Linked DNA regions of Homo sapiens: all the other regions are linked to region 3. A link is a loop called in an ENCODE intact Hi-C map of the cell type or tissue named here. Cell type or tissue: K562. All regions are shown on one strand.

Region 1 (8,000 bases), 79 kb before region 3:
TCCTTTCCAGTTGCTAATTCATGACTCTGCCTTCTCCTGCTTACTCGCAAGGGCACTGTGACCTCTGTGGGCAGAGAGGAGAATGGAACAGCCAACAGGACTCCCAAGAGCACACAGCGGCAGTGTGGGCAGCTCCCTGGACACCTGTGCTGGGCCTGCCCCGCACCCTTGCCCCAGAAGTCCCGCAGACCCAGAGGACATAGTGGCCTCTCATCTCAGGATTATGAGAAAGAGCACGATGCAAAGCCACAACAAACCAGTTGAGTGCTTAGCATCTGCAAAATATCAGAAGGGAGCAAGTTTAACAGCTGAGGCCAATGAAGAGCGCTGAGTCAGAGGCCAGTAGCGCCCATGCCTTGGCTGAGTGAAGGGTAGAACCAGATATATTTACGTAGAAGTGGCTGGCAAAAAGTGAAGCCCCGATGGTGATCTGTGTTATTAGCTTGGGCTTCTAATTTCTAATGTCTCGTACTTCCTGCCAGTGCTCCGTACCCACGTGTGTGAAAACCTCTGTGCAGAACGGCTTGCCAGGGACCAGTGTGGATGCCAGGCCCTGGGTGGCCAGCTGAGGCAATTGGTTGACTAGCACAGTAGTTTCAGAGCAAGCTCCTGCCTACCAGAGTTCTCACGCGCCCCTCTAGAAGAAGGTGTTCCACGCCCTGAGGCAGAATCTGTGGCGTTAAAAGGCGCCCCTGGTTCAGACACTGCTCAGGGGCAGCAGAGAACAGGGCAGGACACGCGATTCACCACTACTAGGGCGGGGTCGGTGAAGACTCACCTTCAGAGAAGCCTCAGCTCAGGTGGCCAGATCCATTTCTCTGGGCATCTCAGCCTCTCCCTGTGACCAGGCCCCTCTGCTCCGTGGGTGCTACGAAGGGCGTGGACAGAGCCAGAAGCAAGGGCCAAAGTCTTCTCTGAGTTGTCAAGATGGACTTGGACTCTGGCTCTGGCTCTGGCTGTGGTCCTCATCTGTGTGCTCCCTGTTAGTCCCCCAAGGGGGTGCAGTGTAGCAGTCAATGTCAACTCAATTCCACAATCATTTATTATATTTCAGCTGCCAGGTAGTTTATCTGTAGCAGGAAATTGATAAGGCATGAACCCTTCCTTCAGAGATATTGAATCTATTATGTGTGTGTTTAGGGGTGGGTGTATTAGTGTGAGTGTGAGTGTGTGTGTGTGCATTAACTCACACATGCTGTGGAGGCAGCCTGGGATATTAGCAGGAAGAGTCCTGAGCTAGAGTGAGAAGGCCTTGTCCCAAGTCCTGACTACTTAGCCTACTCCCTGTGGGCCTTTGGGTCAGACACGTGTCCTCTCAAAGTGTTGGCTTCTGCTACTGCTCAATGGGGATAGTGAAGCTTCCCTGGCTGCATCAGGGGGTTTGTTGGGAGGATCAGTTGGGGCAATAAGTGGTAAAGTATTTAATGCGCACAGGAAGTTGTATGCTCATGAACGTTGGCAGCATGTATGTGAGTGCAAAAACAGATAATTATCAGCATGAGCCAAAAAAAAAAAAAAAAAAATCAGGCTAAAATCAAAGAAGGGACACCAATGGGATCAAGAAGAGAAGGTCCAGAAAAGAATGCAGATGTTACTCCAAATGCATCTCTGTGTGTTCATATTGGCTGATGTAGGGGTGTGCACTGCCTGGACTACTGAAGTCCCAGCCCTCCAGAGTCCTCCTAGATCTCTGGTAATGCAAGAAGAATGTCCCTCCCTACTCTGGGGAGGCTGCTTCCTCCCCAGGTCAAAGCCATTGTTATTATCGGCTACAGATATTAGTGAGCACACTGGGCTACAAGGGGGACTAACATTTATGAAGTACCCAGTACTATGTGCACAACACGGTGCAAACCTTTCTTTTTGGGCAGCCAGGATGGAGTGCAGTGGTGCAATCAGGGCTCACAGCAGCCTCGAACTCCTAGGCCCAAGTGATCCTCCCATCTCAGCCTCCTGAGTAACTAGGACTACAGGCATGCATCACCATGCATGGCTGATTTTTTTTTTTTTGAAACGGAGTTTCACTCTTGTTGCCCAGGCTGGAGTGCAATGGTGCGATCTCAGCTCACTGCAACCTCCACCTCCCGGGTTCAAGCGATTCTCCTGCCTCAGCCTCCCAAGTAGCTGAGATTACAGCCATGAACCACCATGCCCAGCTAATTTTGTAGTTTTAGTAGAGATGAGGTTTCTCCATATTGGTCAAGCTGGTCTCGAACTTCCGACCTCAGGTGATTGGCCTGCCTCGGCCTCCCAGGTAGCTGGGAGGCATGAGCCACCATGCCCGGCCAAGGCTAATTTTAAATTTTTTTAAATTTGAAACCCTCCCCCTTGCCCCAGTTTTAAATTTGTTTGTAGGGACTGGGTCTCACTGTGTTGCCCAGGCTAGTCTTAAACTCCTGGCCTCAAGTGATCCTCCTGTCTTGACCTCACAAAGTGTTGGGACTACAGGCATGAGCCACCACGCCTGGCCGGCAAACATCTTATAGTACTCTGCAAGATAGGTATTGCTATCTTCATTTTATACAATAATAATAAATAACACTTACTAAGTTAAATAATACAAAATATGTAACACGTACTAATGCATTTAATCCTCGCAGTGGCCTTGTGAGGAAAGTACTACTATTATTCATCTCCACTTTTTGGAGGAGGAAGCTAAGGCAACTGAGGTTAACTAACTTCCTCAAGGTCACACAACTAATAAACGGCTGTGGTCAACTGCCTTTTCCTCTCGGAGTAATTCTCTGCCTTTCTGAGCCTTTGTGCTATATCACAGAGAACTGCGTTTCCCAGGCTCCCTTGCTCTCTGGCTTCCAGGTTGGTTCAGCCAATGGAAAGCTGGGAGAGAGGGAGGAGGTGGAGAGAAGCCAAGGTATCTCTCTCTCTTTCTCTTCTTCCTGTAGTGTCTCTGGCAACAGTTATGTCCTTAGGTGGCTCTCACATCTACTCTACAGGCCCTCCCTCCATGATCTCAGCTCCCATCAGGCAGCCTCTATGGGGTTTCAGATCCCACCAGATGGCCCCCACTCTGGGCTCTAGCTGCACTACCTCCTCCTACGTAACTCCCTGTATAGTAGCGTCTTGTGCTTCCATTAGACTTCTCAGTCCTTCCATTTCCAGTGCTGCCAATTCCCTGTATTAAATTCCTTCTGCCAGAGAGACCTAGAAGACTCTGTTTCCCTGGGTGGACCCTTACTTGTACCCAGACAATATGGCTGCAGAGCCCACAATCTTAACCTTTTCAGGTGAGAAAATAGACACAGACTTATATAACTTGCTCTAGGTTGCAAAACTAAAGTATAAAACAACCAAGAAAAATTTGGAAAATCAGAAAAACAAGAGGATGTCCTTTTAGATATCAAAAGATACCTTGAAGCTATAAGAATAAAAACAATGTGGTGCTGACCCTGAATCAGTGGAATAAATCAATGGAACAGAATCCAATTCAGAAACAACTATGGGAATAGAAGAATATTTTCTTCTTAAAGGGGGCATTTCAAAGAAGTGGAGAAATGCTATTAGAGGGATTAAGCCATTAATTTGGGGGAGAGTCCCAGAATAAATTTCAAATGGATTGAAGAGTTAAGCAACATGAAAGTACCAGAAATAAATAAAGAAGAACTAAGTCTTGGGATTAGGAAACTTCTTTCCAAGCAAGACTGAAAAACCAAAAGCCATAAAGGATAAAGCTGACAAATGTATAATTTACATGACAATTTAAAATGTTTGGTAGAGGAAAGAACCCAAAGCTCTAAAGAAATCTGTGCCTAGCTGGCTTTGTTTGAGATCTCCACTGTCCTCTGAAAATGGGGAAGGAAACTGAGACCGATTTCTTGGGTGCTCTTGCTGTTACTGCAATTCTAGCCCTTCCCCCAGCTCGAGGCACAAGGAGACGCTTCACAAAGCGAGAACCTGCCTGCTCCTTCATGCACAGTTTTCATTCGGTGCTAAAGCTGCAAAAATGAGATAAGCTGAAGCCAAAAGGTATTTGGAAAGTGGAGATGAATAGGTCAGGAACTCTGTACTCTTTTTAAAGAACGTTATCTATTTGGCCTACTTATTCTTTGGTCATGAGTGCTTGAGGGAAGGCAAGGACGACAGGACAAAGAAGACTGGGAATAACTGAAAACCTGGGCCTCAAAAGCAGTAGGGGAGAGGTGATATCTCCAGAGCAGCAGGACAGGCGAATGGAGCATTTGGTTCTCAATTCGTTTATATTAGTAAGTATGAGACCTTTCCTCTTACACGTTTTGTTTTTGTTTTATTTTTTCAGATAGAGTCTTGCTTTGTTGCCCAGGCTGGAGTGCAATGGCACGATCTCGGCTCACTGCAACCTCCTCCTCTTGGGTTCAAGTGATTCTCCTGCCTCAGCCTCCCAAGTAGCTGGGATTACAGGCGCCTGCCACCACGCCTGGCTAATTTTTGTATTTTTAATAGAGATGGGGTTTCTCCATGCTGGTCAGGCTGGTCTCAAACTCCTGACCTCAGGTGATCCACTCGCCTTGGCCTCCCAAAGTGCTGGGATTATAGGCATGAGCCACGGCGCCCAGCCTCTTACACATGTTAAAAGAAAATTTTATTTATTTTTTTGAGACAGAGTCTCCCTCTGTCGCCCAGGCTGGAGTGGAGTGGCGCGATCTCGGCTCACTGCAACCCCCGCCTCCCGGGTTCAAGTGTTTCTCTTGCCTCAGCCTCCTAAGTAGCTGGAATTACAGGCACCACCACCATATCCAGCTGATTTTTGTATTTTTAGTAGAGACAGGGTTTCACCATGTTGGCCAGGCTGGTCTTGAACTTCTGACCTCAGGTGATCCACCCGCCTGGGATTACAGGCATGAGCCACCATGCCCAGCCAGAAAAATTTTAGACATATTAAAGTTAACAGAGTTTAATTGAGCAAAGAATGATTCATGAATCCGGTAACTCCCTGAACCAGAGGGACTCTGATGCTGCCATGTGGTCAGAGAGGAATTTATGGACAGGAAAAGGAAAATGGGCTGGGCGTGGTGACTCACGCCTCTAATCCCTGCACTTTGGCAGGCCAAGGAGAGCGGATCATTTGAGCCCAGGAGTTCAAGACCAGCTTGGGCAGTATGTTGAAACCCTGTCTCTACAAAAAAATACAAAAATTAGCCAGGCGTGGTGGTGTGCACCTATAGTTCTGGCTAATCAGGAGGGTGAGGTGGGAGGATGACTCGAGGCCAGGAGGTGGTGGTTGCAGTGAGCCACGATCATCCCACTGCACTCCAGTCTGGGGGATGATAGAGCAGGACTTGGTCTCAAACAAAACAAAACAAAACAAAAACAAAAAAAGGAAAATGACATACAGAAAATGGAAGTCAGGCTGGGCGTGGTGGCTTATGCCTGTAATCCCAGCAGTTTGGGAGGCCAAGGTGGGTGGATCACTTGAGGTCGGGAGTTTGAGACCAGGCTGGCCAGATGGTGAAACCCCTTCTCTACTAAAAATACAAAAATTAGCCGGGTGTGGTGGCGCACATCTGTAATCCCAGCTACTCAGGAGGCCAAGGCAAGAGAATCTCTTGAACCTGGGAGGTGGAGGTTGCAGTGAGCCAAGATTGCACCACTGCTCTCCAGCCTGGACAACAGAGTAAGATTTCGTCTCGAAATAGATAAATAAGTAAATAAATAAAATTAAAAAAGAAAATGGAAGTGATGTATAGAAATAGCCATATTGGTTACAGATCGGTGTTTATTTTATTTGAACATAGTTTGAACAGTTGACCACCTGTGATTTGCTAAAACTCAGTGATTGGTACTGTCTGTTTACACATCCAGTTAGGTTACAGTTTAATATGTTTACAGACTAAACTTAAAATATGTAAGCAGGCAGCTTTAGGCTAAACTTAATTGAACAATTTCTTCCTTTTAGTCAACCTCTTAAAATGAAGAGGTTGACCAAACTTTATGTATTGCTGTCACTTTGTCACCATAGCAAATAGACTTACTTGGTTTCAAATCCCACTGAGAAATAGTGGAACACTGTGTTTTATAAGGTGGAAACGAGGAATTTAGATTCCCTTTTTGTAAAGGGTAGAGCAGAGACGACTTCCTTATTATACTATAATCCCCTCTTTTCTGGAGAAAAAAAATCTGGTCTCTTTGGGGATCCATATGCTTCCTTAAAGTTTTAGTTTGATTGTGCTGCATTTAGCATGAGTTGACTCCATTTGGTTAGATCCAATCTAGTCTGTTGGGGCCTAGTGCATGAGTTCAGTCCAAAACAATGGCCTCCCATAATTTTGTTGAACAATTCTCCCCTTTTGATCATGTTGTCACTTAAGTGAGAGTGTGACCAAAACATCGCTAATTGCTACTCTCAGTTATGATCATTTTGGGTTTCTGGTCTCAACATGTCTTTCATAGGTTATAGTGTCCTCATGATTATGTATTTCTTTGAGATTTTGTCATCCCAGTTGAAGAGAGACCATTTGACATTCTATGCATGGCTGCATTAAACATTTACAATTTTTGAGAGGATATATTTCACCAGGGAGATGACTATTATGACTACCAGAAGGACAATACCAAGAGTTTGGAGTATGCTGCTTAGCCAGGGTCCCCATGAACTGAACCAACTAAAATTAAATAGATTAAAGAATAAGCTTGATAAATGGTCTACGAGTTTCGACCAAGCAGCCAGTTTTTTAATCCCCTGCAAATGAATCTCTATAGTACCTGACATATTCATCCATGTGCAACAAGAAGTGTCAGCAATTGGCTGGGCATGGTGGCTTACACCTATAACCCAGCACTTTGGGAGGCCCAGGCAAGAGGATTGTTTGAGCCCAGGAGTTCGAAACCAGCTCGGGCAACGTAGTGAGATCCTGTCTCTCTCTCTCTCCTCTCTCTCTCTCTCTCTCTCTCTCTCTCTCTCTCTCTCTCTCTCTCTGTGTGTGTGTGTGTGTGTGTGTATGTATATATATATATATATATGTAGTCAGCAACTGCACAGATTCTTCTCTGTTCAGCCAGTAAGTAGCCTAGAGCAGTTCTATTATGTAGCACAACTTTAGCAAAAAGTTTAAAGAAGTCTTTAGCATAGTGTTTATAGTTGAATCTGCTATAGAGTCTACTATGAGGGACAAATTTCTAATCATTGCCTCATTTACCCCAAATCATGGAAAAAGCAACCTAACGAATTATGCCCATTCAGAAGGGTGAAGGCCTCCTGGCAACGTTTGCTTCAACCTATAATGTAGGTTAAAAGAAATAGACCAATGTTCTGTTTCTGACTGATTATGGAGCTACAAAGGTACCGTGAAAATTCCTCACCCACTTTGGCCCTTCATCTTCTATCCATCAAGGCATAAGGTTGCTCATGCATAAGGTTAGCGGTGAAATCCTCCACAAATAAAAGTATACCCCATGGGTCCACACAAGACTTTTTCTAGTTCTAGTCTTCATAAAGGCATAAGCGAGGAAAAAATTAAGAGAGGTAAGAGTCTCATGATGGCAAAGAAGTCTTGATCTGTCATCTTGAGAAAGCTTTCCACATCTAGGATTCCATCTGCTTCTGGTGAGAAACTTCCCTGGTTAGCTTTATCTTGAGGTCTCCAACAGATATACAGTTCTAAGAGTCTGGAGGGGCCCTTCTGAGTTGTGAGATTACAGACCCAAGGTTCAAAGTCCTAAAGTTTTGCTGCAGTGTGGGTGGCAAGGTGTGTTGTTTCTAGAAGACCCAATCTCTATGTTCTTGATCATGAAGGATTTAATTGTCCTCAGTCAGTGGATCATGAAAACCTTCCTTACCTGGTGAAAATGCACTTTGGCATAATGCATTAAAGCCACAGTTAGCCATATCAAAGTTTAGGAGCAGAAGATACATGAGTTTTTGTTTTGTTTTGTTTTGTTTGTGTGTGTGTGTGGTTTTATTGTGTGTGTGACAGAGTCTCGCTCTGTCACCCAGGCTGGAGTGCAGTGGCTCAGTCTTAGCTCACTGCAACCTCCACATCCCGGGTTCACGGGATTCTCCTGCCTCA
Region 2 (8,000 bases), 290 kb before region 3:
AGCCTCCCAGGGCGTCTCCTGCAGCTGTGCCCCGACTGTCCCAGCCCTGGTAGGGCCGAGGGACCTGGCTTCTCTTCTAGGATGTGGTGTGGGCCTCAGGGGAGAGCTAGAACAATGCTGGGCCCCTTATCAACAGCTAATCCCATCCTGGTCAGCTCCTGGACTTCCCTTCTCAGAAACACCAACTCTTATTTTAACACATGGTGTGTTCGCTTCTGAGTCACCTAAGCCCTAATTGTGTGTGGACAGAGCAGTGGCAAGCCCTCCCTAATGCCGTGGCCACACTCTTCCAGGGAACAAAGAGCTAACACCTTCAAGTCCACCAGGAATGGGCCTGGCTTCCTTCTGCTCTTGTCACAAGCCCTGGGTGCCATAACGTGAAGGCACTGGAAGCAGAGACGCTGGAAATCATCAAATCCTACCCCTCACTCACAGCTGAGTTCACCGAAGCCTAAAGAGGGCCCGGCCTTGCTCAAAGTCACACAGCAAGGTCAGGACTCCTGGTCCAGGCCATTGCTTCTGAGACACACACCTTTCAGAGGTGTGTGTGTGAGGAGGCAGGAGGAAAACCCCAGGAAGTTTGCTTTTGTTGGAGTTTATTTCTATTTCAGTTTCCATTCTGTACTTGCCCAGAGGGGTGTTTGTCCTACCTCGGGGCTCAGCTCAGCAGCAGGAGGGGTTTCAGGCACCTCAGTCATCAGGATTATCTCTACCCAGAAGCAGACTATCAGGAACTCCCGTGTCAGAACCTCCAAGTGTCCCAAAGCGTGGCACTTCCAAGAGAAAGTGCTAAGTGGCTAGATAAATGGCTAATAACAAGAGTTGGTATGGTGTGGGGTGGTGGGGGGACCCCAGGCGCTGGCCCCATCCAGGGACATCTACAGCCCTGGAAACTGAGAACTGGGTCCAAAATGGCCTCCCACAGGCCCCAGGTGGTGCTTTACCACCACTCTGTTCCGAGAGTCTCTGAGAAGGATTTCTATCAAAGCCAAAAGGGGTTGAGGCTAATCCCCAACTCACCTTGCATGTGTCCCATGACTCAGCCCACTGCCCCATGTGCATTCTCATTCATCAGAAGGTGGGCTCCAGAGGCAGTCTGCGTGGGGTCAGAGCCCAGCTCCGCTACTTACGGGCCATGTAGAGAAGCGAGAGAGCCTAAGCGATGCACTCACTCTGTAAATGTGTGCAGTAACAGACCCTTCCTCCCAGGGATGGTTTAAGCATTGAAGCATTTGGAACAGTGCCTGGCATGTGATAGCTTAGATATCATCATCATCATCATCATTATCATCAATCATCATCACTATTATTATTTCAAGCACTCAACAGATACAATCTGCTTCCTCTGGATCCCTAAGTATATCCCTTAAGGGCCAGCATTGTGGAAGCAGGAAATGCTAAGTCCTGTGATCCTCAGGACCACGCCGGGTGCAGCTTTGGGGATCGCTATAAGATAGACATAAGCCAGCAGCTATGATCAGAACATTCCAGAACAGGAACAGAGGGTTTAGACAGTCTACTGTGTTCTACGATTCAGCCAAAACATCAAATGAGCATTTGCTGTGTGTGTGTTGCTCAACATTTGCCCAAACACTTCCCTTCTTTCTACTTCTGTGTCATGCTAAAGGTAGAAGGCAGACAGAAGTTTTCATTTGATAAAGAGACTGAAAACAAGAGAATTTGAGCTCTGGCCCCAGAGAGTTCCTAGCTTTTGATAATCTAATATCTGACACACTTTGTCATGTCTTTTTAAAGGATTTTTACTTACATATTTTTTATTGTAAGCTTGTTTTAGTTTTTAGCTTTGAAATAATATTAGACTTTGAAAACACTGCAAAAGTGGTACAAAGAATACTATATACCCTTCACCCAGCTTTCCAAAAAAAGCTGCACCACTGCACCGTATAATTATCCTAATTCTCACAACCAGGATAGGAACACTGATACAATACTGTGAACTGATCTCCAGACTTTATTCAAACTTTGTCAACTGTCCCACAAATGTTCTTTTTCTGTTCCAGGATCCTGCATTGCACTGAGTTGTCTCATTCAATCTGGGACAGCTTCCTCAGTCTTTGTCTTTCATGATGGTGCCACTTTTGAAGAGTGGTGGCCAATTATTTTGTAGAATGTTCCTCACTTTGGGTGTGTATAGTGTTTACTCATTATTAGATTGTAGTTACGCATTTTTGGCAAGAACACCACAGAAGGGACAGTGAGTCCTTCTCAGTACATCACAGCAGGAGGCACAGGATGCTGGTACATCTTGTTCCTGGTGATCTTAACTTTGATCACTTGGAAAAGGTGGTACCTACCAGACTGGTCCACTGCACAGTTATTATGCTATTGTTCCCTTTGCAATTAATAAGTCTCTTGTGAAGAGGCTTTGAGACTATATAAATATTTTGTTTCTCATCACATTTGCAGCCATTAACTTCAGTGTTCATTGATGGTTCTTGCCGGCCACAGAATCATCTATGAACACTGAAGTTAATGGCTGATATATATACCTAATATATATACCTATAACACATATATATAGTAGATAAACTGTTATAGTTATATATGTATGTGTATGTATATATAGTTATATCTATAACTATAACTGTTTTTATATCTACCTAATATATATACCTATAACAGTTTCTATATCTACCTACGTATATAAACCATCCATTCACACCAATTCCTCTGATTCTAATCCAGCTCCATAGGGGGTATTCTAACCTTCCCCCTTTCCATATTTGTTATGCTTTTTCAACAGTGAAAAACCTGGTTCTCACTCTCTGCCACATATTTACTTATTTGATTAATTGTGGAATGCACTTGAGATAGTTTCAGGATTTTGGATGCCTTTTTTATGTTTGTGTAATTTTAGTCAATAAATGTTGTTAAGGTTAAAGGTGAAGCAAGACAGACTTGGTTAAGTGTGTAAACTCTGGAAGTTGGAAGTTATTTAATCTTTCTGAGTCTCACCTTCCTTATCTGCAAAATAGGAATAATAACAATGTGTAGCTCATAGGAGTGCAGTGAGGATTGAGGGAACGTACGTAAAGTGTTTAGCACATAGGAAACCCTAAATAAATGGTACACATTTTTATGAGCTATTGTTTAGGAAATAAAGTGAAATTTTCTATGAGTACCCAATTGTTTTAATAAAAAGTTGACCCATATATCAGTTGATGTGAGGGAAACAAGAAAGAGGTTGGAAGCGCTGAAGCTTTCCATACAATTTCTCTTTCCACATAGTTATGTGCCACACAATGACGTTTCAGTCAAAGATGGACTACATATATGACAGTGGTTTCATAAGATTATGATACCATATTTTTACTGTACCTTTTCTATGTTTAGATATGTTTAGACACAAATACTTACTAGCATGTTACAATTGCCTAGGGTATCAGTACAGTAACACCCTGTAGGGGGTTGTAGCCTCAGTGAAATAGGCTATACCATATAGCCTAGGTGTGAAGTAGACTATACCATCTAGGTTTGTGTGATACTATCTAGGCTTGTGTGAGTACACTCTATGATGTTTGCACAACGATGAAATCACCTAAAGACGCGTTTCTCAGACCGTATCTGTATTTCTGTGGTTAAGTGATTCGTGACTTTACGCAGTTGTAGAAGCTGATCATTTTCCTCCACTAGGTGGCAGCATATGTGTCGTTGCCTTTAAGGCGGGTTCCTTATGAGACGACCCAAGCATGTTGGAGAAAGAAAACAACTTCGGAATTAGGATCCTCATACAAAATGTGAGAAATAATCCACAACTTTAAAAAAAGAAAAGAAATGCCCCATCCCTAAGCACACTTTTGAAATACCCACAGTGAATTCAAGCAAATCTGCCCAAACCTGGTCCAGGCCGCAGGACACCTGCTCCTGGTGGGTGGGTCTCAGGTCCCCCAGGACTTGGAATGTCATCCCTGGGGTGGAGGGTGGACAGAGCTTATTGAGGTCCCAAGCCAGGCAAGGAGCTGGGCAGGTTCTCGGGCTCTGCCCCTTCACACTCAGATCTCCCCGACCCAGGGCCTGGTGGGGCTTACAAAGACGCACAAAGTCATGCGTGCAGGCTCTCTATCTGGGGCTGGAGAAGCAAGAGGCTCCATTTGAAGCAAGAAACAGAGACCCACTCAACATGGCTAAAAAGGGGGGTGAGAGGGGGGCAATGGGGCCCCACTGTGGGACCTTGTGTCCATCTAACCACAGAATAAGAGGCTCAGACACAGGAAATCAAGATGACGGCAGTCACTTCCCCTGTTAGTGTCCTCATACTACCAGTCCTGCTCCCATGAGTGGCAGGAGAGGGCAAGAGGCACCCACGGGGGGCGTGCTGGAAGTCTGTTGCAAGAACCCCAGGGTTTTCGGCCTGAGCAAGGGGAAAGCATATCTCACTTAGGTCACCATTTTTCTACGGGTAAATCTCCATCCAGTTCCTGATTCTGTCAGAGACATCTCTTCCTATTTGGAAGTACCACAGTGACAGTACCCACCTGCCAGCACAAGCTGTGCTGGGAATTTGGCACTGCCTATTCCTCTGCCTATCTTCTTTTGGAGAATTATCTGGCACCTACTTTGTACAGTCTTGGTGGAGAGTAAACCCAGCATCCGCCATCCCATTCCTAAGACAAAAGGGTCTTCCAGGTGCCCTGCCGCTGCCTGACTTTCCTCTCGCCATCTTACAGCAACCAAAGGCAGGCATGAGAACTAAGCTTGGACTTGCTTTCCTAGGAATGTGACTATGGAGTAAGAAACACAAGGACAGAAGGAGTGGTGGAAGCTCATTCATCCCAGTAATGGCACCTAGGCAAGACTGTGGAACCGTCCCTGCTTCCAAAACCATCTGAGCTGCCTGGCCCCTGTCTGTTTAAGCTCTGTTCTAGTCCTTCCCTTCCATCCTGTGGCAGCCATGGCCGCCCTGTCACTTCCCTTGTCTTAATTTAGGCTGAGTCCATTTCTGCTTCTTATCATCAATGAGCCTGGCCTTATACGAGCTCATCCTGAGGAAGAAAGAATTCCTATTTCCCCTTCCGAGGGAAGACCAAGGTGGAGCCTAAAGAAAAAATATGACCTTCCTACCCTGAGGGAATAAACTTGCTATGATTCTTAGCCGAAAAGAAGTCTACATAATTTGCTAGGCCTAACCAACAGCCAGTTGGTAACTTCTAAGCAGAACATGGAAAACCTGAGTGTGCTTGGCAGAAAGTTAGGACACCTGTTATGAAAAGGGAAGAGAGGAGTGGAATTTCAAGTGGTTACTCAACTCACCCACTCTCTATTGCATCACTCCTCAGACTTGTGCTGGGAACATTGCAGGGTCAAGCCCATTGCCTCACAGGATGAAGGAAATGGTCAACACTGTCAGGGACTTGGTTTTCCTCCCCCCAGCCATTTCCAGTCCTGTGCAGAGCATTCTGGTCCTGCTATTCCTCAAGGATATGTGCCCAGATTATTTACCCCAAGTTACAAGGGAGCTCAGGCCTCCATTCTTTGGAGAAAGGTGGATTTGTGTGGTGGTTCACAGCTAAGACTGCCTGGATTCAAATCCCAAATCTGCCAAGGCAATTATGGGGACTGAGCCCCCAACCTGTGGGATCTGACACTGTCTCCAGATAAATAGCGTCAGAATTGAGTTGGAGGACACCTAGCTGGTGTCCACTGCGGAACTGACTGCTTGCTTGCTGGTGGGGAGAAACAGCCACGTATTTAGGAGTCAGAGAAGTCTTCTGTGTTGATTGTTGTTGTGTTGGTGTAAGAGCAGAGGAAAAACATGGTTTGTTTTTCCATAAAAGGCATTGTTGAAAACAACAGAGCAATCAGCCAGGAATTAGCGTAGTTTAACGGATAGCTGTGGTCAGAGAAAGAAATAGATAAGAGAGCCCCGCCAAAACCACTGTCATTACAGGATGACTGTGGGTACACTCAAGGCAACGCTCCTTAAGGTGCAACATCAGAGGCTTCACACTGTGGCAGGTGGGGGAATTCACTAAAATAATCCAACCAGTCACCAAACAACAAAACAAGTAAATAACAGTATCAAGCTTGGGTAGGGGCAGGGGGATGACCGGTAGCCAGATATGTGACAATATATTGTCTAAAAAGCCCAGTTTCCCAGAGAAACTTAAGAGCTATAAAAAGAAATAAAAGAGTGATCCATACACACACACACAAAAAAAAAACAGGAACAGAAACTGCCTGTGAAAGCAACCAGATATCAGATTTAACAAAGATTTCCTAGCAACCATTATAAATATGTTCAGAAATAACTAAAGAAAACTGTGATTGAAGAAGTAAAGAAAGATATGATGATAATGTCTCATCAAATAGAAATATTAATACAGAGATAGAATTATTCTTAAAAAGAACCAAATGGAAATTCTGGAGTTGAAAAGTACAATAACTAGTGGGGCACGGTGCCTCACACTTGTAATCCCAGCACACTGGGAGGTCGAGGCAGTCAGATCACCTGAGGTCAGGAGTTCGAGACCAGCCTGGCCAACATGGCAAAACCCCATCTCTACTAAAAATACAAAAATTAGGCTTGGTGGTACGCGCCTGTAATCTCAGCTACTCGGGAGGCTGAGGCAGGAGAATTGCTTGAACCCAGGAAGCAGAGGTTGCAGTGAGCCAAACTTGCGCCACTGCACTCCAGCCTGGGCAACCAGAGCAAAACTCCATCTCAAAAAAAAAAAAAAAGAAGAAGAAGAAAAGTACAATTACTAAAATGAAAAATTCACTAGTGGAGCTCAACAGTAAATCTGAACAATCAGAAGAAAGAATTAGCCAACTTGAAGATATTAATAAATCAATAGAGATTATGCAATCCAAAGAACAGAGAGAAAATAGAATGAAGAAAAATAAACAGAGCCTCAGAGGACTGGTACACCATAAGCACGCCAACATATGCAGAACAGAATACAGAAGAGAAGGAGACAAAGAACAAAACAGAAAAAAATAGTTGAAGAAATAATGGCTGAAAATGTCACGAATTTATTGAAAAACAATCTACATACCCAGGAAGCTCAATAAACTCTAAATAGGATACATGCAAAGAGATCCACAAATAAATATATCACATTAGAAATGCTGAAAGCCGCCGGGCCTAGTGGCTCACGCCTGTAATCCCAGCACTTTGGGAGTTCAAGGTGGGTGGATCACCTGAGGTTAAGAGTTTGAGACCAGCCTGGCCAACATGATGAAACCTCGTCTCTACTAAAAATACAAAAAATAATTAGCTGGGCATAATGGTGGGGGCCTGTAATCCCAGCTACTTGGGAGGCTGAGGCAGGAGAATCGGTTGAACCCAGGAGGTGGAGGTTGCAGTGAGCTGAGATGGTGCCACTGCACTCCAGCCTGGGTGACTGAGCAAGACTCTGTTGAAGGAAGGAAGGAAGGAAGAAAGGAAGGAAGAAAGGAAGGAAGGAAGGAAGGAAGGAAGGTGGGAGGGAGGGAGGGAGGGAGGGAAGGAAGGAAAGAAAGAAAGAAAAGGAAGGAAGGAAGGAAAGGAAGAAGGAAGGGGAGAAAGAAAGAGAGAGAGACAGAAAGAAAAGCTGAAAGCCAAATACAGGGAGAAAATCTTGACAGCAGCAAAAGAAAAACAATTCATCACTTACAAGGGAACCCCCAATTATTAACAGGTGCCTCCTCATCAGAAACAGTGGAGTGCAGATGAGTCCAGATAGCAGTGGGGAAACACACCTCCAGGATAGACTATGTGGTAGCCCATAAAACAAACGTCAATAAATTAAAAAGGATAGAAAGAATACAAAATATGTTCCCTGACCACAACAGAATAAAACTAATAATCAGTAACAGAAACAAATTTGGGGAACTCACAAATATGTGAAAATTAAACAACACACTCCTAAATAACCAATGGATTAAAGGAAAAATCAAGAGGGAAATTAGAAAATACCTTGAGGTGAAAGAAAATGAAACCACAGCACACCAAAACTTACGGGTTGTAGCTTAAGCTGTGCCAAAAGGGAAATTTGTAG
Region 3 (8,000 bases):
CCGGGCATTGTGGCGAGTACCTGTAATCCCAGCCCTCAGGAGGTTGTTGAGGCAGGAGAATAGCTTGAACCCAGGAGGCGGAGGTTGCTGTGAGCCGAAATCGCGCCATTGCTCTCAAACCTGGGCAGTAAGAGTGAAACACAGTCTCAAAAAAAAAAAAAAAAAAAAAAGAAAGAAAGAAAAGAACTTTAATTTGGGGATGAAACCTCAGAGTCAGTGGGATCACCAAATGGATGCCAAGAAACTCAAACAGTGAACCCAGGTATGGGTGTCTCCTGGGAAGGTGGAACCAGATAGAACTAGTGTTACGGCGTTATACTTGTATAGTGTTGGGACTATTTATTTATTTATTTATTTATTTCGAGATGGAGTCTCGCTCTGTCACCCAGGCTGGAGTGCAGTGGCACGATCTTGGCTCACTGCAACCTCTGCCTCCCAGGTTCAAGCGATTCTCCTTTTTCAGCCTCCTGAGTAGCTGGGACCACAGGCGCGCATCACCATGCCTGGCTAATTTTTGTATTTTTAGTACAGACGGGGTTTCACTATGTTGGCCGGGCTGATCTCAAACTCCTGACCTTGTGATCCACCTGCCTCGGCCTCCCAAAGTGCTGGGATTACAGGCGTAAGCCAACAAGCCCAGCCAGGACTATTTATTTTTAGAGACAGGGTCTCACCCTGTCACCCAGGCTAGAGTGCAGTGGCATGACCATAGACCACTGCAGCCTCAAACTCATGCCTCAAGTTTAGGTTAGGACTCAACTGATCCTCCAGCCTCAACTTCCCAAGTAGCTAGGACTATATGCTCACACCACCAGGCCCAGCTAATTTTTAAACATTTTTTGTAGACATGAGGTCTTGCTATGTGGCCCAGGATGGTCTGAAACTCCTGGCCTCAAGTGATCCTCCTGCCTTAGCCTCCCAAAGTGTTGGGATTACAGGTGAGACCTACTGTGCCCAACCATTAATTATTTTTATAATTTAAAAAAATCCATCAATATAGATAGAAAGAAAGAAAAAGAAGGGAGGAAGGGAAAGAGGGAGGGAGATGTGACCTGGACTTCAAATATAAGGAAGCACAGGAAGACAGAGGCACTAGGGGAAGGCAGGGCCAGGGAGCGGGAGGCCAGGCCAACAGGAGGTTATGTGGGGGCCACCATGGGAAAGCCAGGTTTCCCTTCTTGAGGGGAGTGGAAGAGAGGTACTGATGACACAAGGATTCCTCTCCCAGCAGAGTGGGAACCCACAAAGGCAAGTGAAGTTTAGGTGGGGTAGAAAGGAAAGAACTTTCTGAACATGAGGTTAGGGCCAAGTGCGTGGGGAGAGGTCTGTCCCTGAGGAAATAGGGGGACAGGAGCTGGGGAGCTCAGAAGCTCAAGACCAGCCTGGAAACAGGGGGACAGGGCAGGGAGCTGCATGTGGAGAAGAAGGTCCCACAAGGGTAAGGGGCCTTGAGTCCTCAGGACATTTTTGCCAGAGCAGGTGCTCAGGTTAGAGGCCCAAGACGTTCCTGGTGGAAGGGCCTACAGCCAACGGAACTCTGTGGTTGGGTTCAAGTTAAAGCCAGGGGCAATCCCGGGGGACAGCAGTTTGCAGTAGGGAGGGAAGGGGCTGTCCTGGGCCAATGGATGATGGGGCTGGCTTCACACAAGCTAGCAGAGGCCCCTCTTCCTCCCTCGCCTGCTGCTGTCACAGGTCTGCTGACTCAGCTGACTCGGGACAGCTGTGATGGGTGATGAAGGGCTGACAGAGCGAGGGACAGATGGCTCCCTAGGAGAGGCCTCTGCCCCATCCCTCCCTGGTGCACAATCATTTCTTGCCACAGTTTCAGAGCTTTGTGAGAGACCATCCCTCTGTCTCCCCTGGCAGTGGGTAGAAAGTCTGGTGTGTAGTTTGTTGGCCAGGTGCAGTGGCTCACACCTCTAACCCCAGCACTTTGGGAGGTCAAGGCAGGTGGATCTGTTGAGGTCAGGAGTTTGAGACCAGCCTGGCCAACATGGTAAAACCCCATCTCTACTAAAAATACAAAAAATTAACCGGGTGTGATAGCACACGCCTATAATCCCACTTACACGGGAGGCTGAGACAGGAGAATCACTTGAACCTGGGAGGTGGGAGTTGCAGTGAGCCGAAATTGTGCCATTGCACTCCAGCCTGGGCGACAGAGTGAGCAGAGTGAGACTTCGTCTCAAAAAACAAAACAAAACAAAACAAAAACAACAACAACAACAAAAAAAAAAACAGGCCGGGTGCAGGGGCTCACGCCTGTAGTCCCATCACTTTGGGAGGCCAAGGCAGGCGGATTACCTGAGGTCAGGAGTTCGAGACCAGCCTGGCCAACATGGCGAAACCCTGTCTCTACTAAAAATACAAAAATTAGCCAGACGTGGTGGCACGCGCCTGTAATCCTAGCTACTAGGGAGGCTGAGGCAGGAGAACTGCTTGAACCTAGGAGGTGCAGGTTGCAGTGAGCCGAGATCGTGCCATTGCACTCCAGCCTGGGTGACAAGAGTGAAACACCATCTCAAAACAAAACAAAACAAACAAACAAAAGTCTGGTGTGTAGTTTGTCTCTGTTTTTCCGGAAGGCATTCCACTAGTTCTTCTCAGGTTCTCCTAGGGTTAGGCTGGGAGCTGAAAGTTGAGGTTGGTTTTCCCCAGCCTCTAGGGCACAGTGTCCCAGACAGCAGCATCCTCTTCCCTCTGTCCCACCCAGGTGGTGTGCCTCTGTCCCACTCACCTGTCCTGCCCTGCCCTGTTCCGGAACCTTTGCTCGTAGTATCTCTGGTTGTGTCACGGCTCTGCCTAAAACCCTTGAGTGACTCCTCATGGCTCCTTGAACAGAAACCAAATGCTTCTTGATGCCTGGAAAGATCAGGCCCCTCCTACCTCCCCATCCCCAGTCCCTCCATTGTTTCCCAGGGACTCCCTCACACTCACCTTCTCTCTCTGCTCCTCCAATGTGACTGAGGCCCAGGCAGACCATTCTGTGTCCTGTTGACTTAAGGAAATTTTAGTGGAATTTCTAGATATTTACTCAATCTTTACAGAATATGACAAAGAGAGAGAGCATTCTTTTTAATTTTTTTAATTTAAAAACAGATATGGGGTCTCACTATGTTGTCCAGGCTGGTCTTGAACTTCTGGGCTCAAGCAATCCTCCTGCCTCAGCCTCCCAAAGTGTTGGGATCACAGGTGTGAGCCACTGCACTCGACCAAGAGGGCATTCTTAATATGCAGCACAACAGTAAAAAGAAAAAAAAAAGAAAGAAAGAAAAAAGGACTCTTCTATATGTATATCATACTTCAAAAAATGTTACCCCCAAAATGGCAATATCCTCTTCACAGATGTCCCCGTCTCCCAGAGCCCAGCCCTCTCCCTTCCACCTTGGCTCTTTATCCTGCACTCAGCCACAGTCTCTTTAGCTGTCTTTCAGCTTGATCCATTCCCCCGCTGCCCAGATTCTGCCCCCAAGAGAGCCCAGGAGGTGACCAAGTACACAGGATACACAGGTGAGGTTGGGTGTGGGGGAGAGTGGTTGCAAACACAGTGTGACATGGCTTCTTTCCACCCTTTCTAATCTCCACCAGGCCCTTCTTATCTGGAGTGTACATTTGCTATTCCTCCTCTGGAACATCCTGGCCCCTTTCCTCCCTCCTCCTGCAGGCCCCAGCTTAGGTGACCCTTCCTCAGCAGTGGAGGTCCCAGACCAGGACAGTCTCCTACCCCGCTCTCTGAGCTCCCACCATAATTAAACCTACAGGTTTATTTCACAGCTAGACTGTAAACTCCCACACTCGACTGCACGCTATGTAAATGGGCAGCCACTGTGTCTGCTAGGTTCACGGCCAAATTCCAAGTGCCGGGCCCACAGTCTGGCACACAGCAGGCTCTCAATCAATATTTGTTGTAGCTGCTATTCAAACCTTACTCATTCTTTACAGGTTGCGCAAAGCCTGCCTCTCTGCAAACATCTTTGGTCTCTCTTCTCTGAAAGGCCCGTGTCTTGCCCATTTCCTGTCCATATGTCTTCGACTACCGGGCCTAGGCTGAGGCACAATCCCCCGAGGTCCCGGCTGTTTATCTGCTGAAAACCTTTTTCCCCAGCGCAGATGGATCACCAAGGACTCCCTCACACTCACTTTCTCTGGTTCTCTGGATACCTCTGGCCGACCTTCCCCACCCCACTGGGTCCTTTCCTCAATTTGCCTTCCTTAGCGGGAGCGGCCGGCGTCTGTTCCTCCCCTACACTCTCCCTCCTCCACCAAATGTAACATGGCCCTGCTTAGGCTTCCTTCTTCAGCACAGAGCCTGGGAGCCAAGCTTCTCCTGTTCCCAGCTGGTCTTCTACCCTCCCCGTTAGGAGAGACTGGACACAGTGGCTCCCCGACGTCTCCAACCCCACCTCCTTCCTTGATGGGCCTGGAGGGCCCTGAGATCACCCTCCCTCCCTTTTACCAACAGAAAAGCCGAGGCCAGAGAAGAATGGATGCTGGCCAAGGCCATATGATGTACACAGAGCCAAAGCCACAGTCCCCTCACCCCGTCCCGGGCCACTGTGGGGACCTAAGCAGTCGTTCCACGGGAGAGGGCGACCCCTGGTGGTGAGGAGGGGCATGGCAGCCTGTCGCTCATTTCCTGGGCCCGGAGGCTGACGGTGGAAGGGGCGTGGCCTGGAGGACCACCGACCCAGGCTTTAGTTATCAGGAAGGTAAATGAAGGCAAGGCCCGCAGAGCGAAAGAACGTGGGAAGTTAGGACAAGTTTTGCTGGGCTTTGCCCTTCCTTAGCCACATTCCCTGTAATGACCTAACAACACTGCTCTGTGACTTTAACTGCACCCTGCTGATTGCTGGTTGGATCTTCAGGGAGCAGGAATGGGCATTCAACAGCTTTTGGCACACTGCATGTCCCAAGGGTCATTACTGACTTGAGGGTCTGGTGCGAAGCCCTGGAATGCAGAAGCTCACATTCTGATAATAAGATTTCTAATAATAAGAGAATGGGCTCAGTCCGGGCACGGTGGCTCATGCCTGTAATCCCGGCACTTTGGGAGGCCAAGGTGGGCTGATCACCTGAGGTCAGGAGTTCGAGACCAGCCTGGCCAACATGGTGAAACCCCGTCTCTACTAAAAATACGAAAATTAGCCAGGCGTGGTAGTGTGCGCCTGTGATCCCATAATCCCAGCTACTGAGGCTGAGGCAGGCTGAGGCAGGAGAACCGCTTAAGCCCGGGAGGCAGAGGTTGCAGTGGACCGAGATTGCGCCACTGCACTCCAGCCTGGGAGACAGAGCGAGACTCTGTCTCAGGAAACAAACAAACAAACAAACAAACAAAACAGAACGGGCTCTTATTAAAGAGTCCAGGGACTGAGTCAATAGCTGTCTCCAAGTTTCTATGGTACCTATCTCTCCTCTCTAGGGGCAAAAGGGCTACTCAACAAAAGGCTGATTGTTTTAACAGAAACACTCAGAAAACCAAACCTTTGAGAACTTCCCAGGCAGAAATAGGCATGCTTAGAGACCACGCGACCAGTTAATATGAACCCCACATCTGCTATCAAGAGAATCTGGGCAATCTACTTTGAATATCCCTTTTGGAGCTGTTTCTAGGTGTTTAGAGATCAAATGAAATATTTCTAGGAAGTAGCTCGCCTCGAACTAACCACACAAGAATGAAATCTCACTGACTTACAAGGTCATGGCTAAACCTTCATTGACTAGGTATTTTCCTCCTTCCTTGATGATCCAGTATGTAGCAGTATATGCCCAGATCAGGAAGTGTAAAAGCTGAAAATGGAGTTGGAGACAGAAAGTCCAATGTGTTGCTGGCCACTGTGGTGTCACTGCTCCCGATACAGGTGTAACCTGAGTCTCCCGCTTGGGAGCCAGAAATCAGCTGAGAAGAGGCCTCTGGAAAGAGGCTGCCCTGGCCCAGAAGGGTGGATGAAGTAGGGCCTCAGCACAGCTCATCCTACCGAGCAGGCCGGACCCTGAGTTCCTGGCTTGCACTGAAGGGTCTGGGTAAGTCCCTTCTGTAGCGCCTCAGAAGCTCCTTGGGCAACCTGGGAAGTTAGGACAAGAGCTCTGACATTTGACCCTGAGGTGTGAGGAGAGTGCTTTGAGAGAGAGGATGCTGAATGCGAGCGCCCTGGTTATTACCTCCTGGCAGCCTCCTAACCTCACCTTGACTCTGCCATGTAAAATTGATGCCTGGGCGCAGGGCGCCGACGATGGTCAGATACCGCGGCCTGCACACCCTGGGACCTACATCCCTGACCTGGAGGACCCAGGCCTTCCCCGGGCTTCACCACGAGTCCTGCCGGCCACACAGGGACCCTAACAGACCTAGTCCAGTCTCAGGGTCTGGGCTGCTCCTCCTTCCAGGAATGGGAGTTTGCTCTAGGCGATGGAGGAAGGGTTCAGGAGGCCACTCTGCCTGCTTAGCAGGCTGTGGGCCCAACCCCCCACCCACCATCTTCATCTCCCACGGCCCCAACCTCGTAGGGAGGGCAGGGCGGGGCTCAGGTTCGCAGAGAAGGAGGGCTCGGACCAGCGACTCCAGGGCAGAGGGGCGCGTGCAGGGGTGGGGAGCTGGGTTTGCGAGGAGAGAAGGCCATCTCTTCCCCAGCAGGGTAGCCCCCACCTAGCTACCGGGATCCCACCCTGGCTGGCGCAATCTTTGCGTCCGGATCAGCACCCAAGGCCCCGCCCAACGGCCCGCTGCCTGCCGGGATTTGTAGTTTGTAGGGGAGGGGCCAAAAGGCGCGCGCGCGCGCGTGTGTGTGTGTGCGTGTGTGACTGTGTGTTTGTGAGACTGTGTGTGTAAGTGTGTCCGGGGGTCTGTTGTGGTGCTCCCGTCCCCGAGGGCCCTCCGGACCTGGGCTCAGCAAAGGCACCACAGGCCGCAGCTTCCGAGACCCCGCCCCGCGGCCCACTGCCTGCTGGGATTTGTAGTTCTTAGGGGTCTAGGGCCCAGGCTGGGGCCGGGTTGGGGCCTTACACGCGTCCTGGCGTGTGGCTCTCCTGCGTCCTCGTTTTTCTCGTGAGCCCTGGATCTGGACAGTGGGCCCGGCGCGAGGCCCTCAACTCCGGCTGGGCTCCCGGTGGCACTTTCTGCCGACCCTGAGATGTACCCGCCACGCCTGCGGGACTGACCTCTAGGTGGGCAAACCGAGGCACAAAGAGGGGCGCGCTCTGGCCGGAGTCGGCCCTCTTGTGAGAATTTGGGCTGGGAGACCCAGCCCAGGCCTGGCAGGCAAGGCTGGGTCAGGCGAGGGTCCTGGGCCCTTTCGGTGTAAGAGTGTGCAAAATAATGAACAGGCCTGCCCAGGACTGGCTCTGCACATTAGCGCTAGTTACCTTACAGGCTTGACTGATCAGATTTTTATTTGGCACCACTACAGAGGGGAGCCCAGGGAGGGAGGAAGTCTCTCGTGACCAAGAAAACCTATGGTCCACCCTGGCCTACAACTCTGCTTTAACGACAAAAATAAACCGAGTTTGGGAGGGGGTGAGGAGGAGGGGTGTTTTGTAAACTGTGAAGTCCAGGTTATGAGTGAGGTGTTATTATCATCAGGATCAGACCTCAAAGCACTGGAGGAAAGGTCTGGGCCTTCAAGAGCCTCACCTCAAAAGGGAGGGTATGGCCGGGCGCAGTGGCTCACGCCTGTAATCCTAGCATTTTGGGAGGCTGAGGCAAGCAGATCACCTGAGGTCAGGGGTTCAAGACCAGCCTGGCCAACATGTCGAAACCCCATCTCTACTAAAAATAGAAAAAATTACCCGGGCGTGGTGGCACGTGCCTGTAATCCCAGCTACTCGGGAGGCTGAGGCAGGAGAATTGCTTGAACTCAGGAGGCGGAGTTTGCAGTGAGCCGAGATGGTGCCACTGCACTCCAGCCTGGGCAACAGAGCCAGACTCTGTCTCAAAAAAAAAAAAAAAAAAAAAAAGAGCTGAGATAGCTGTTTGCATGTGAAAGGACTCACAACTGGCACTAGCA

What was found. Hi-C counts contacts between places; a loop is a spot of excess contacts. Peaks named below come from ENCODE experiments on the same cell type or tissue, not always from the same donor. Only the 100,000 strongest peaks of a DNase experiment are listed, where the experiment ranks them.
Region 1: a loop joins it to region 3, with 5 times the contacts of the local background. A loop is called at or near these places in 23 of 110 quality-filtered maps.
Region 2: a loop joins it to region 3, with 5 times the contacts of the local background. A loop is called at or near these places in 13 of 110 quality-filtered maps.

Annotation. Positions count from the first base shown.
Region 1 is chr2:85,496,253-85,504,252 of GRCh38, reverse strand. No RefSeq gene overlaps it. Among named protein-coding and RNA genes, the nearest start is that of PARTICL, 39 kb to the left of the region's middle. In K562, a CTCF peak has its summit at 1,002; DNase peaks (open chromatin) are centred at 2,822, 3,952 and 4,960; H3K4me3 peaks cover 1,627 bases.
Region 2 is chr2:85,703,062-85,711,061 of GRCh38, reverse strand. No RefSeq gene overlaps it. Among named protein-coding and RNA genes, the nearest start is that of GNLY, 13 kb to the right of the region's middle. RefSeq lists enhancers at 1-365, 5,601-6,102. In K562, a CTCF peak has its summit at 3,654 (motif pointing right); a DNase peak (open chromatin) is centred at 3,681; H3K27me3 peaks cover 920 bases.
Region 3 is chr2:85,417,428-85,425,427 of GRCh38, reverse strand. It overlaps SH2D6 (SH2 domain containing 6), which reads right to left and starts at 6,714. Exons shown (of 24, transcript NM_001394463.1): 1 at 6,498-6,714; 2 at 6,184-6,399; 3 at 3,114-3,225; 4 at 2,938-2,998; 5 at 2,738-2,832; 6 at 21-120. It also overlaps a transcript of CAPG not described here. RefSeq lists enhancers at 4,716-4,865, 7,094-7,253, 6,732-7,267, 7,264-7,373. In K562, a CTCF peak has its summit at 4,596 (motif pointing left); DNase peaks (open chromatin) are centred at 3,587, 4,567, 6,707, 6,967 and 3 weaker places; H3K4me3 peaks cover 2,167 bases.